Regions from separate parts of the Homo sapiens genome. Here region 2 is linked to region 1. Evidence: chromatin contacts called from ENCODE POLR2A ChIA-PET data. All regions are on one chromosome and are shown on one strand. Each heading gives the region's core, a stretch centred on a gene start or an enhancer-like site at or near the end of the contact. The rest is flanking DNA. Distances are from core to core; before and after follow the strand shown.

Region 1 (7,579 bases), core at 2,515-5,014:
GCGCGTTGGCTCACGCCTGTAATCCCAGCACTTTGGGAGGCTGTGGCGGGTGGATCACGAGCTCAGGAGATCGAGACCATCCTGGCTAACATGGTGAAACCCGTCTCTACTAAAAATACAAAAAAAATAGCCGGGCGTGGGCCGGGCGCGGTGGCTCATGTCTGTAATCCCAGCACTTTGGGAGGCCGAGGCGGATGGATCACAAGGTAAGGAGATCGAGACCATCCTGGCTAACAGTGAAAGCCCGTCTCTACTAAAAATACAAAAAAATTAGCTGGGCATGGTGGCTGGCGCCTGTAGTCCCAGCTATTCGGGAGGCTGAGGCAGGAGAATGGTGTGAACCCGGGAGGCGGAGCTTGCAGTGAGCTGAGATCACGCCACTGCACTCCAGCCTGGGCAACAGAGCGAGACTCCATCTCAAAAAAAAAAAAAAAATTTGAAAAGGCAAAATGAAGACCAGTCCGAAAAGGTGGCCATAGGATGACCTTTGGGATTCTCTAGGCATGGCACCTCTCTGACTTATTCACCATTGATGAGGCTGGGCTCTGATGAGTAGATTGATAAGATATAGCTAGCTTCTGTCAGGTAGAAAAGATGACCCAAGATAATGGGCTTATTACCCTGCAGCGCAGCAGGTACTTTTGGATGTAACTCAGCAATCTTATTCCAGCATTGCTTTTTCAGTGCCTCTGAGTATTTCAGTCTCTCCAGTTCCCTTTGAACTAGTGTTTCCACCATTATAGTTTCTTAACACCTGAAGTAACCTTTGGTACATACATTAAAGACAGTCATGTTTATAACTTTGGAAATTATATCCTGTGACACATTTGGAGACTGTCTCACCAAGATGTCCAATTGGTTTTGGCTGCCAGAGCCAATTACACTTTGTTGCACGTGACATTTGCCTCATAGGTTCACCTGCCTCAGGCTTCCTGGCTCCATCCTGTGACTTATTATTTTTTTAATAATACCCAAGTACAGCTGGGTGTGGTTGCTCACACCTGCAATCCTAGCACTTTGGGAGGCTGAGGGGGGGTGGATCACCTGAGGTCAGGAGTTCAAGACCAGCCCGGCCAACACAGTGAAACCCTGTCTCCACTAAAAATACAAAAATTAGCCAGGTGTGGTGGTGGGCGCCTGTAATTCCAGCTACTTGGGAGGCTGAGGAAGGAGAATCGCTTGAACCCAGGAGGCAGAGATCTTGCAGTGAGCCGAGATCACACCACTGCACTCTCGCCTGAGTGACAGAGGCAGACTCCGTCTCAAAAACAAACAAACAAATAATACCCAAGTACATGGGTATTTTCTTTTAAAATTCAAACAGTAAAGTTAAAGTTGGTTGGACAATCACCTCCCATCCTAGGCCTGTTGTAAAGTTGACTACTGGCCAGTCACGGTGGCTCACACCTGTAATCCCAGCACTTTGGGAGGCCGAGGTGGGCAGATCACTTGAGGTCAGGAGTTTGAGACTAGCCTGGCCAACATGGCAAAACCCTGTCTCTACTAAAAATACAATAATTAGCCAGGTGTGGTGGCATGCACCTGTGGTCCCAGCTAATGGGGAGGCTGAGGTGGGAGGATTGCTTGAGCTCGGGAGGCAGAGGTTGCACTGAGCAGAGATGCCCCATTCCACTCCACCCCAGGTGACAGAACCAGACCCTGTCTCACAAAAACAAAAAACAAAACAAAAAAAATGGTAGTATATGGGACCACTGTCACATATGTGGTCCATCATTGATGGACATGTCATTATTCAGTACATGACTATGTATGTATATATACACATACAAACATTTATAATGTGCTTGTGAATGTGTATATATATTCATATCACACACATGTAGATATATCCTAATATATGTATAAATAGTATATACATAATTGAAATACATCATTTTAATGGTTCAAGAACAGCCTAGGCAGCATAGGAAGACTCCATCTTGCCAAGACATTTAAAAAAAATTGGCCGGGCGCGGTGGCTCACACCTGTAATCCCAGCACTTTGGGAGGCCGAGGCAGGCAGATTGCCTGAGGTCAGAAGTTCAAGACCAGCCTGGCCAACATGGTGAAACCCCATCTCTACTAAAAATACAAAAATTAGCCAGGCGTGGTGGCAGGCGCCTGTAATCCCAGCTACTCGGGAAGCTGAGGCAGGAGAATCACTTGAACCTGGGAGACGGAGGTTGCAATGAGTGGAGATCACGCCATTGCACTCCAGCCTGGGCGACAGAGTGAGACTCCATCTCAAAAAATAAAAATAAAAATTAGCTGGGCATGGTGACGTGGGCCTGTAGTCCTAGCTACTCAGGAGCATGAGGCAGGAGGATCCCTTGAACACAGGAGTTTCAGGTTACAGTGAGCTACGATTATGCCACTACCCCACCCCCCCAGCCTGGGCAACAGAATGAAACTTTCTTTAAAAATTAAAAATTAAAAAACTAAAAAGGGAGAACTATTTTGGGACATGAGTCCTACCTACCTCACTCTTTTTATTGTTTTGGTGTTTATTTTCTTTAAAAAAGAAAAAAACAACAACAAAAACAGGGTCTCGCTGTCTCTCCCAGGCTGGAATGCAGTGACACCATCCTGGCTCACTGAAGCCTCAACCTCCTGAGCTCAAGCAATCCTTCTGCCTCAGCCTCCCAAGTAACTGAGACCACAGGCACGAACCACCATGCCTGGCTAATTTTTAAATATTTTGTGTAGAGATGGGGTCTTGCTATGTGACTCAGGGGGACCTCACTCTTTTTGTTTTTTGGTTTTTTGGTTTTTGTTTTTTGAAACAGTCTTGCTTTGTCACCATGCTGGAGTGCAGTGATGCAATCTCGGCTCACTGCAACCTCCGCCTCCTGGGTTCAAGCAATTCCCCTGCCTCAGCCTCCTAAGTAGCTGGGACTACAGGTGTGCACCACCACACCCGGCTAATTTTTTGTATTTTAGAAGAGATGGGATTTCACCATGTTGGCCAGGATGGTCTCGAACTGCTGACCTTGTGATCCACCCGCCTCGGCCTCCCCAAGTGCTGGGATTACAGGTGTGAGCCACTGTGCCCAGCCACTTTGTAACTGCTAACATGGCAACACAAACTATAAAATACCTATGAATAAATTAAAGGAATGTGCAAGACTTTGTGTAGAAATTTATAATTTTTTTTTTTTTTGAGACAGAGTTTCGCTCTTGTTGCCTAAGCTGGAGTGCAATGGCATGATCTCAACTCACTCCAACCTCCGCCTCCCAGATTCAGGCGATTCTCCTGCTTCAGCCTCCCGAGTAGCTGGGATTACAGGCGCCTGCTACCATGCCCGGCTAATTTTTTGTATTTTTAGTAGAGATGGAGTTTCACTATGTTGGCCAGGTTGGTCTCAAACTCCTGACCTCAGGTGATCCGCCTGCCTCGGCCTCCCAAAGTGCTGGGATTACAGGCGTGAGCCACCGTGCCCAGCCAATTTGTTGTTTTTAAATAACCTTGTTTACAACTTTGTAATATTGATAAATTTTATAAACAATGAGATGTATGAGGCAAAAAGTGAAAGCACACACACACACACACACACACACACACACACACACACACGGACTCTGCCTGAAGCAACAGCACTGTGTATTTTTCCAGAGCTTTTCTCTATCTTTATCTTTATGAGCATATTTCTGGAACTTGCGTTTGGGGGTTGAAGTGCTTCCTCACAGGGAGTTAAGCACACCTATAAATAGCTGTGACGCATCACGGACTGTGAAAAACACTGCAGCTGAGTCACCCGGTGTGTCGGGAACCTGCGTCAGGGAGAGTCATGAGCATGGGGTGGCTTCAGAGATGGAGTGGGGCCTTAATTAGGCCCGGAAGGATGAGCTGGTGGATAAGTTGGACAGGACATTCCAGGCAGGCACTTGGTCTAGAGGTGGGCTGATCATTTCTAAATGGCAGAACCCTGACAAACGTGAGACTGAGAGTCCACAGAGGGGCACGTGGGGCTGAGCTGAGAGGCCCCCAGGGCCAGCATCCTGGCCCATGCCTTATGGAAGGCCAGACTAGAAGCCCTGGGCCAGCCCCAGGAAATAGGAAGTTTCCAGGCCGTGGACCTCCTGTGCCCCTCAGGGTGGGGGCCATGGAAGAGCTCCTCTTTGTTGCAGGGAGGGGAAGTCTGTACCCCAAAAAGGTCTTCCCATAATCCTGGAGCTGGGAGTGTGCTCGATGCACCAATGGCAAATGGTGTGCAGCAAACGCGCTCCGTTCCTGGCACTCTTACCACTGTCAAGAGAGGGACCCCAGAACTCAGGAGGCAGCCACCAGCAATCAGCAGGAGCTGGCAGGGGAGGCAGACGGGCCTCCGTCTCTCTCCCATTTCTTAAATTGGCAGATGAATGATCTGCAGGGAATGGTCTGTCCTGAGTCGCAAGTCCCAGACCTTGGGAGTCCTTCCAGGGGTGCACACTGCCCCCTAAGGAGCTGGTGCACGAGGTGCAAGCTGGGGCCCTGTGGGGAGGGCTCCAGAGTGAGGTAGGACCTTCATCCCTTCAGCCTCTCCAAATACAGACTGGCAACAGAGAGTTCCTGGCAATGGTAGGCAGAGGCCCTGAGACAGCCAGCCCTGGCTCCAGGTCCGGCAGTGAGGAGGTGAAAGCAGGTCTGGAATTAAGATTTCCTGCCCGTCAGTCAGGTCCGGTCTGCCATGGGGCTTTTTCTTTTCCCTTCAAGAACCCAAAGCCAGCCAGGTACGGTGGCTCATGCCTGTAATCCAGCACTTTGGGAGGCTGAGGTGGGTGGATCACTTGGGGTCAGGAATTTGAGACCAGCCTGGCCAACATGGTGAAACCCTGTCTCTACTAAAAATACAAAAATTAGCCAAGTATGGTGGCACACACTTGTAATCCCAACTTCTCGGGAGGCTGAGGCAGGAGAATCGCTTGAACTCAGGAGGCAGAGATTGCAGTGAGCTGAGATCGAGCCAGTGCAGTCCAGCCTGGGCAACAGAGTGAGACTCCGTCTTAAAAAAAAAAAAAACAAAAAGCAAAAAACACAAAAGAACCAAGTGATCTGCAGGAACTGAAGAGGGAGGGAAGGGCAATCAGATTCTCTGCCCAGCTCGGCCCTAACTCAAAGGTGAGGACAGGCATGACCTGGCCTTATTTCCCATGCTCTGTAACTGGAGGGCTTGTAGCCCACAGGCCGGTGTGTGGCTAACAGGGCCCTTCTTTTTTCCTGCAGTTTGCTCTGTCTCCTGTTGCGTGTGTGCCTCATGTTTGCATGGTGTCTCTGCTTTTAGTTCTTTTCTGTTCTCCTGTTGAGCCCTGCCGAACTCTTCCTGTGTTCCTGGATCCTTCTGGCCCTGTATCTTATTGCGAGACAGTCACCCCCGGGCAGGAGTGGCCTGAGTTGGGCATTTTCAATCAGAGGGACTCTCCACATCAGCCTGTGGTAGGGCCCAGGAACATGTGCTCTTCCACTGAGGCTGCTGCCTGGTCACAGGAGCTGGACCTCTGCAGCCTGTGGACATCTCTCGGGTGTCTGTGTCCTTGGCTCAGGAGGTGTCAAGCAAAATGTCAGCTTATTTGCCAGGCACAGTGGCTCACACCTTTAATCTCAGCACTTTGGGAAGCAGAGGTGGGAGGATCGATCGTTTGAGTCCAGGAGTTAAGAGACCAGCCTAGGCAACATAGGGAGACCCCATCTCTAAGAAATATATATATATATATATATACACATATTTTTGAGACGGAGTTTCACTCTTGTTGCTCAGGCTGGAGCGCAATGGTGCAATCTCGGCTCGCTGCAACCTCCGCCTCCCGGGTTCAAGCGATTCTCCTGCCTCAGCCTCCCGAGTAGCTGGGATTACAGGCGCGCACCACTGCACCACCACACCTGGCTAATTTTTTGTGTTTTTAGTAGAGACAGGGTTTCACCATGGCCAGGCTGGTCATGAACTTCTGACCTCAGGTGATTTGCCCACCTCGGCCTTCCAGAGTGCTGGGATTACAGGTGTGAGCCACTGCGCCCGGCCTCTAAAAAATATATATATATTTTTTTGAGACAGAGTCTCACTCTGTCGCCAGGCTGGAGTGCAGTGGTGTGATCTCGGCTCACTGCAACCTCAGACTCTCTGGTTCAAGCAATTCTTCTGCCTCAGCCTCCCAAGTAGCTGGGATTACAGGCACGTGCCACCACGTCCAGCTAATTTTTATATTTTTAGTAGAGATGGGGTTTCACCATGTTGGCCAGAATGGTCTCGATCTCCTGATCTCATGATCCACCCACCTCGGCCTCCGAAAGTGCTGGGATTACAGGCGTGAGCCACCACGCCCGGCCTCTAAAAAATATTTTTAAAAAATTTAGTCAGCCGGGTGCGGTGGCTCATGCCTGTAATCCTAGCACTTTGGGAGGCCGAGGAGGTTGGATTACCTGAGGTCAGGAGTTCAAGACCAGCCTGGCCAACATGGCAAAACCCCATCTCTACTAAAAATAACAAAAATTAGCTGGGCATGGTGGCAGGTGCCTGTAATTCCAGCGTCTCCGGAGGCTGAGGCAGGAGAATCGCTTGAACCCAGGAGGCAGAGGTTGCAGTGAGCCAAGATCACGCCATTGTGCTCCAGCCTGGGCAACAAGAGTGAAACTCTGTCTGGAAAAAAAAAATTTTTTTTTTAGTCAGACATCCTGGCACATGTCTGTAGTCCCAGCTACTCAGGAGGCTGAGGCAGGAGGGATTGCTTGAGCCTGGGAGGTAAAGGCTACAGTGAGCTGTGATAGCACCACTGCACTGCAGCCTGGGTGAGACCCCATCTCAAAACAAAACAAAACAAGACAAAACCAAACCAAAAACCAACCAAACAAAAAACCCCTCAAACTGTCAGCTCATAAAGGCATGGGGAGGAGATGAGGCTGCAAGATGAGTCTATGAAATCAGGGCTTCCTCAAGCTGGCCTCCCTCTAGGGACCAGGAGGCTTCCAGTGGTGGGAGAGCTGCAGAGGGCGCTGTGGACCACAGGTGGGTGTGATCAGGAGGCCCTGCCTGCAGGTGGACAGGCACTGCAGGAGAAACCGGTTCAGGTCAGCTGAGCTTGAGCTGTCATTCAATGTGAACGTGGAATGAAATTATCATATTCACTGGAAGTTCCAAAAATAATAGAGAGGCTGGTAACCTTTACCCAGTTTCCTCCAATGGGAACATCTTACATAACTATAGTATATTTTCAAAACCAGGAAATTTGTATTGGTACATCCCAGAAATCTTTAGATTTTTTTTTTTTTTTTTTTTTTTTACAACGGAGTCTCGCTCTGTTGCCCAGGCTGGAGTGCAATGGCACAATTTCGGCTCACTGCAACCTCTGCCTCTCGGGTTCAAGCGATTCTCCTGCCTCAGCCTCCCAAGTAGCTGAGATTACAGGTGCCTGCCACCATGTCCGGCTAATTTTTGTATTTTTAGTGGAGACAGGGTTTCACCATGTTGGCCAGGCTGGTCTTGAACTCCTGACCTCAAGGGATCTGCCCTCCTCGGCCTCCCAAAGTGCTGGGATTACAGGCGTGAGCCACCGTGTCTGGCCGAGGAATCTTATTTAGATTTAAATTTTACAAGTGCATGTGTACTTG
Region 2 (7,070 bases), core at 2,193-4,692, 220 kb before region 1:
CCATGTTAGAGACTGGCCAGCACCATTTTGGCTCTTGCGGACAGGTGACTGTCCCCTTTGCCTCCTCTCCTCCATATCAGGTGATCCAGGAAATAAGGCTGTTGGCTAAATAGTCAATTCAAAGTCCCTCAAAGCGTGCCTGACCAATTGCATCCTTGTTGCCCCTTCTCTTGGTCCCTTCTCCTCTCATGCCATTTAATTTTTCTGTTGGCCATTTTATTTCATTTTATTTTCCACTCTGAAATATATATTTCTTTTGTAGTGTTTGCTTTGAATCCCCACTAACTATATTTGGGCAATTGTTTAAAGCAGGACACTCGCTTGTGGGAGGTCTCTGTTGTATTGACCCTGCAAAAAGTTGTTCTATGCCCCTGACTTGGTCTTTGGGATTCACTGTTGGCCACCCCCCAGATGGTCCAGGGTTTTTGACATTTGGTGTGAGGACTCTCATTGGCCAGTGAGGTGGTGGGGGCTGGGACATGGGCTCTTCCTGGGGACACCCCAACTCCTCTGCTCCTTTCTACAACCTCTGCTGTTCCTCTCTTCCCCTTTCCTCATCCTTTCATAATCACCTTGGTGGGCAGTGGTAAGGTGACTGGCTCAATATCTGAGCATTTATTCTTCCAAATCTTTTTGGGTTTGGGGGAGTTTTTGTTTTGTTCTGTTTTTTAGACAGCATCTCACTCTGTCTCCCAGGCTGGAGTGCAGTGGTGTGATCATGGCTCACTGCAGCCTCAACCTTCAGGGCTCAGGTGATCCTCCCCGCTCAGCCTCCTAAGTATCTGGGACCAAAGGTACATGTCACCACACCTGGCTAATCTTTGTATTTTTTATAGAGACAGAGTTTGGCCATGCTGCCTAGGTGGGTCTGGAACTCCTGGCCTCGAGCCATCCACCCGCCTCGGCCTCCCAAAGTGCCGAGATTACAGGCATGAGCCACTGTGCCGGCCCATATCTATTGTTTATGACACTGAAACCGGCATCGTGAGTTCTTTTGTTCTACTGTGTCCTGAGTCAGGGACTGGAGTGGGAGGGTCACAGGACAACAGGAAATCTGTGTGTGTGTGTGTGTGTGTCTGTGTGTGTGTGTGTGTGTGTCTGTGTGTTTGTGCGTCTGTGTGTGTCTGTGTGTGTGTGTGTGTGAGCTGTGATGTAATCTCACACTGTGTTCTCCTGTTTGGGTGTCTGTTAGAATCGGGTTGAGGGGAGTGAGGGAGGGTGGAAGTCGGGCGGGGAACAGCGCTGATGCTTGATTTTGGACCCTGGCAGGGGTGGAGAGAGATTTGGGAGGTAAAAGAGGCCTGAGATAGGGGGAGAGTCTGAGAGTGGGGAGGAATATGTCTTGAGAATAGGTAAGCCATGGCCGGGCGCGGTGGTTCACGCCTGTAATCCCAGCACTTTGGGTGGCCGAGGCGGGCGGATCACGAGGTCAGGAGATCGAGACCATCCTGGCTAACACAGCGAAACTCCGTCTCTACTAAAAACACAAAAATAGCCGTGCGCGGCGGCGGGCGCCTGTAGTCTCAGCTACTCGAGAGGCTGAGGCAAGAGAATGGTGTGAACCCGGGAGGCGGAGCTTGCAGTGAGCCGAGATCGCGCCACTGCAGTCCGGCCTGGGCGAAAGAGCGAGACTCTGTCTCAAAAAAAAAAAAAAAAAAAAAAAAGAGAGAGGCAGAGAGAATAGATAAGCCAGATTTCAGGCTGGAGAAGGCAGAATGTGAGTTTGGTCAGAAATGCCCACGGGCGCTGGCTAAAGGAGGCAGCAGACAGGGAGGGAGCTCTGGAGTTTGGGAGGAGGTGGGGAGGCCTGTCTCGCTGTCTGCTTATTTAGTGTTTGGTGATGGGGAAGCAGGATTTTTTTTTTTTCCTTTTCACTGGAATTTGGCCAGATTAAGCTCTAGGACTGCCCTGGACATATGGCCTCTCCAAACCCTGGACCAGCCAAGGCTTCTTATGTGGGGTCACCCCAGCCAGCCCCATGGCCCTATTCTTCATGTGGCTACCTTATCTGGGACCACATTTCCAATGGGTCTCCGATCTAGAAAGCTGGAATGATCCAGAGAGGCTCTAGATCAAGGGGGTGGGGCCTGTCTCTGCCAACATGGGACTTACTTTCTGTCTCTTTAAAATGTCAACTCCACCAGGCCTTATGACTTCTTCTTGTCCACTCCTCTATCCTGGGCACATTGTGGACACACAGTAAATATCTGCTGAGTGAACGAGCCAGGATCTGAAGGGATTCCCTAGGGTGAGAAGGAGCCACGTGTCTTCTCTACAGCCCCAAAGGGCAGAAGGCTGACCATCCCATGGAAGCTAAAGGGGGATGGATTCCACCCTACAACAGAAAGGGCCTTGATCAGCCAGAGCTGCTGACAGCATCGAGTCACCTGAGCTGACCATGCTGGGGCCAGGGGTGGACCCGGAATGACACTGTGGAAAATGGCTTACTTCAAGCAGACCTGAAGGGCCCCTGAGGGTCCTTGCAGCCACTGTGTCCAGAACTAGGCTTCTGGGTCCCATTGTAGTAGGTAATGGCAATTGAGATGGCAGCTCTCAGCCAAGAGCAGTGGCTCACACCTGTAATCCCAACACTTTGGGAGGCCAAGGCGGGAGGATCGCTTGAGCCCAGGAGTTCAGGACCCGCCTGGGCAACATGGTAAAAACCCCCATCTCTACAAAAAATACAAAAATTAGCCAGGGATAGTGGTGTGGGCCTGTAGTCCCAGCTACCTGGCAGGCTGAGGTGGGAGGATCGCTTGAGCCTAGGATTTCAGGATCAGCCTGGGCAACATAGCCATCCCCCGTCTCCTTTTTTTTTTTTTTTTTTTTTTTTAATGTGAAAGAGAGAGAGAGAGATGGCAGTCAGACGGATCTAGGTTTAAATCCTGGGTCCTCCATTAATCTGCATGATTTGGGCATGCTACTCAATGTCTCTAAACCTGTTACCTCATCTACAATGTGAAGGTACTAATGGTATCACCTCAAAGGCTGGCTGTAAGCATTAGATTCAAATAATAACCTTTTTTTTTCCCCTTGAGTCCGGGTCTTGCTCTGTAACCCAAGCTGGAGTGCAGTGGCTTGCTGCAAACTCAAACTCCTGGGCTCAAGCGATCCTCCCACCTCAGCCTCCCGAGTAGGTGGGACCACAGATGTGCACCACCACGCCCTGCTCATTTCTGGGTTTCTTTGTTTTTGTATAAACAGGGTCTCAGTTTGTTGCCCCAGCTGGTCTCAAACTCCTGACCTGAAGCAATCCTACCGCTGCGACCTCCAAAGTGCTGGGATTATAGGCATCACCCACTGCACTCAGCCTCAAACAATAGCCTATTATTTAGAGCAACATCTATTTTAGATCAACATCTGGCACACAGCCTAGACTCAATAAACATTGGCTATTGTTACTGTGCTGGAGATGGGCCAGAGGGGGCTGGTTCCTAGGGCCCAGTGAACCAGGACGGACCACATGTAAAGTAAACAAACTGGTTGGCAGACAGAAAGGTGTGTGAGTGCTTCTTTAGATACCCAAAGTGCACTTTTCTAGTATGATATAATTTTTTTTAAGAGACAGGGTCTTGCTATGTTGCTCAGGCTGGAGTACTGCGGCTGCTCACAGGCACGATCCCACTACTGATCAGCTCAGGAGTTTGGACCCACTCCTTTCCGACTTGGACAGGTTCACCCCTCTTAGGCAACGTGGTGGTCCTGCTCCCAGAAGGTCACCCTATTGAAGCTGAACTTGGTGCAGACACCCAATGGGCATAGTGCACTGTAGCCTAGAACTCCAGGGCTGAAGCGAGCCTCCCGCCTCAGGCTTCCCAGTAGCTAGAACTGTAGACGTTTGCCACCATGGGGGTGTGCCCGGCAATTTCATACAATTTGGATTCATATACTTCCAAATAATCATGGGGAGTGGAGAGCAATATCCAGAGATGCAAAAGGTGGTATTTTTAAAAGAGCTGCAGAAACAGATATTAAATCCATAACTGGTACCGATGTTTCTCATTTGTGTTAAATACAAAATGACAGATATCTTGATTCCAAGTCGCTTATGCACACAGAAAGGCTTCAGGCCTAGTTTCTTCCCTCTTAGAACAAACATCTCCAACAAAAAAAGCTATCTGGGGCTGGGCACAGTGGCTCATGCCTGTAATCCCAGCACTTTGGGAGGCTGAGGCGGGCAGATCACTTGAGGTTAGGAGGTCCAGACCAGCCTGGCCAACATGGTGAAACCCCATCTCTACTAAAAATACAAAAATGAGCCAGGCTTGGTGGCAGGCGCCTGTAACCCCAGCTACTAGGGTGGCTGAGGCAAGAGAATCGCATGAACCCAGGAGGCGGAGGTGTCAGTGAGCCAAGATCACACCACTGCACTCCAGCCTGGGCAACAGAGCAAGACTCTGTCTCAAAAAAAAAAAAAAAAAAAAAAAAAGAAGCTCTCTAGATTGTGCTACTGACAATATTTACATTGTTTTATTAACCTAAACTCTGTGTTAAACTGGATCATTTGTGGAAATAGTAAGTACATCAATAATGACAATAAACTTTCAGGGTTTTTTATTATTTTATTTTTTGAGACGGTCTAATTCTGTCACCTAGGCTGGGGTGCAGTGGCACAATCACAGCTCTCTGGAGCCCCAACTTCCCAGGCTCAAGTGATTCTCCCACCTCAGCCTCCTGAGTAGCTGGGATTACAGCTGCGTGCCACCAAGCCTGCCTCAGTCTCCCAAAAAAGTGCTGTGATTTTAACCAAGTATTCCCATTTTTCTTAGAAAAAGAGAATAAGTTACTATTATTTTTTTCTTTTCTCTTCTTTTCTCTTTTCTCCATTTCTCCTATTCGCCACTTCCTAATTAACCAATGCAATTATAACCTTTCAGCTCCCCTTCACCAGACACTCCCCACAGGACAAGTTCATCTAACCATGTGCTTAGAGGCTCCAGGGCAGAACGCTCTCCCACCAAGCGACTGTCTCAGAGATAACAGTCCATTTGCAACCCAAAGTATGCCCACTATGAAACTCTCTCCCACTAGGAGGTTGCCTCCAGAGACAACAGTCCATCTACGACCTCAAGTATGCCCACTACAAGACTGTCTCCCACCTGGAAAGTCTTTGGCCACTTTTACAACCCATGAAGATGCCAGCAGTTACCAACGTGACTGCCCAGTAGATAAGGCACCAAAGGGAGTCAGCAGATCCCGCACCTGCTTGCTTCCTCTCCCACATTAAAAGAGCCCGCTTTCTGCTCCAAAGCCAAAGTACTGCCCTTAAGGCAGGAAGCCTGTACTTCTTCCCCTAAGTTAGCTTTGGAATAAAAAGTCTCTTTCTTTATACCAGACCTTACTCTCATTAACTGGACTCTGCAAGCAGCAAGCAACTGAACCTGCATTTCAGTTACAATTTTGGTGACCCATATGGGGAAGTGCTGCCCGCCCTAGGTGAGTCTGAGCTGGATAGCCTAGTTATGCTCCTGGGTGAGGCATGGGGTCACCTGTGAGTGCCAGCCGCTCATAGCTAGCGACAGGAACATCATGGAACTTCCCGGCAGCTGCCAAAAATGCTTTTGTTTTTGGAAGAGTCTTCCTTTCACCTCCCAGCATGACATCTGCCACCTTCAGTGTTTCACTGGTACAAAGCAAGTGACCTCTGAAGAAGACAGCAAACTTTGGAACTGGGTGAGTTATTTGGAGTGCATCTGACCACCCTCTACCTCTTTTGCAGTGTCACTGGGGGCCCTGCTCTACTTAAGATTTGGCTGCTATTGACACCATTTGAGCATTTTATGCATTTATATTTGTTTGTGCATGTGGAACCATAAGAGCTTTGCTTAGCTCAAACTCAACTACCCATGAAGCCATTTGGATCTGAGGAGGGGGATTCAGGGCCTTACCCAGCCCGTCAATTGGAGACTCATTGGGAAGCACATTGTTTGTTTGCAAATGTGAATGTATGACCATGTGTGGGCTCTGGCCCTTTTCTTGACTCTCTACCTTCAATTTCACCCTCCTGATTATCCAGGAGAGCTGCCCACATGGGCTACGGAGACTTTCCCTCATGGAAGACAAACAAGAATGGTGGGGTTTTTGTATTGTTTTGGTTGTTTTGTTTTCCAAGAGGACTCTTTTTTTTTTTTTTTTTTTTTTTTTGAGACAGAGTCTTACTCTGTCACCCAGGCTGGAATGCAGTGGCACGATCTCAGCTCACTGCAACCTCCACCTCCCAGATTCAAGCAATTCTCCTGTCTCAGCCTCCCGAGTAGCTGGGATTACAGGCATGCACCACCATGCCTGGCTAATTTTTGTATTTTTAGTAGAGACGGGGACTCACCATGTTGGCCAGCCTGGTCTCAAACTGCTGACCTCAGGTGATCTGCCCACCTCGGCCTCCCAAAGCGCTGGGATTACAGGCGTGAGCCACGTACCCGGCCTCATCTATTTATTGATATTACTATTTAGCCACTTCCCAGCAGTGTGACTGCTGTAACAAGAACAGGACTCAATTTCTAAAGGTAATAAAATAACAAGGCCATCATAGACAGAACATTGGGAACACTCCTTACAGGGAACTGGCTTTTCTTTTCCAGCCAGGTGCCAGGTAGCATTCCTGAATACCCGCCTCCTGGTCCCCAACAGAGGCACATCTTCGCTCATCTCAGCCCCGGGCTTGGGGGGCAGTGGTATTCTGGATGGCCATCTCCCTGCCCCTCCCCGCACCACCTGACCTCAGTTCATCTGGATAAACCTGCTGTGCTTCCTGTCCAGGAAGTGAGAAGTGAGGCGCTCGCGAAAGGCTGAGCCAACGTCTACTAACTATGGTGGCTGGAAGGCTCATGAGTTTCCTTTCGGTCACTTTACCTTTTTTTCTTCCTCCCCTTTCTTTCTCGTGTCCCACTTGTGAATCCCGGCTCCTATGCAGAGGCCTGCCAGGTTGGCTTTCTCTGTCTTCTTTTCTGCCTGCTTTACATCTGCTGTTACTAAGCTGCTGGTGCTGAGATAAGACTCATTGTTTGCGGACTAGCTAGAATGTGAATGCTAGAAACGAATTTGAAACTGAAGGAAAAACGGGCAAAAGA

The links. ChIA-PET counts read pairs that join two places held with the same protein, here RNA polymerase II (POLR2A).
Region 2: POLR2A ChIA-PET joins it to region 1 with 10 read pairs in T-cell. The contact joins two enhancer-like sites. POLR2A ChIA-PET finds 5 or more read pairs at or near these places in 3 of 52 experiments (AG04449, B cell and T-cell).

The regions. Positions count from the first base shown.
Region 1 is chr11:65,468,421-65,475,999 of GRCh38, reverse strand. No RefSeq gene overlaps it. Among named protein-coding and RNA genes, the nearest start is that of ENEMAL, 5.3 kb to the left of the region's middle. RefSeq lists enhancers at 3,761-3,840, 4,161-4,706, a cis regulatory region at 3,492-4,051 and a silencer at 4,381-4,460. Within about 2 kb of position 3,764, at least 41 of the 41 ENCODE cell types and tissues checked have a DNase peak (open chromatin) inside an H3K27ac peak, as active enhancers do.
Region 2 is chr11:65,692,328-65,699,397 of GRCh38, reverse strand. It overlaps the pseudogene RN7SL309P. Among named protein-coding and RNA genes, the nearest start is that of KAT5, 16 kb to the left of the region's middle. Within about 2 kb of position 3,442, at least 4 of the 41 ENCODE cell types and tissues checked have a DNase peak (open chromatin) inside an H3K27ac peak, as active enhancers do.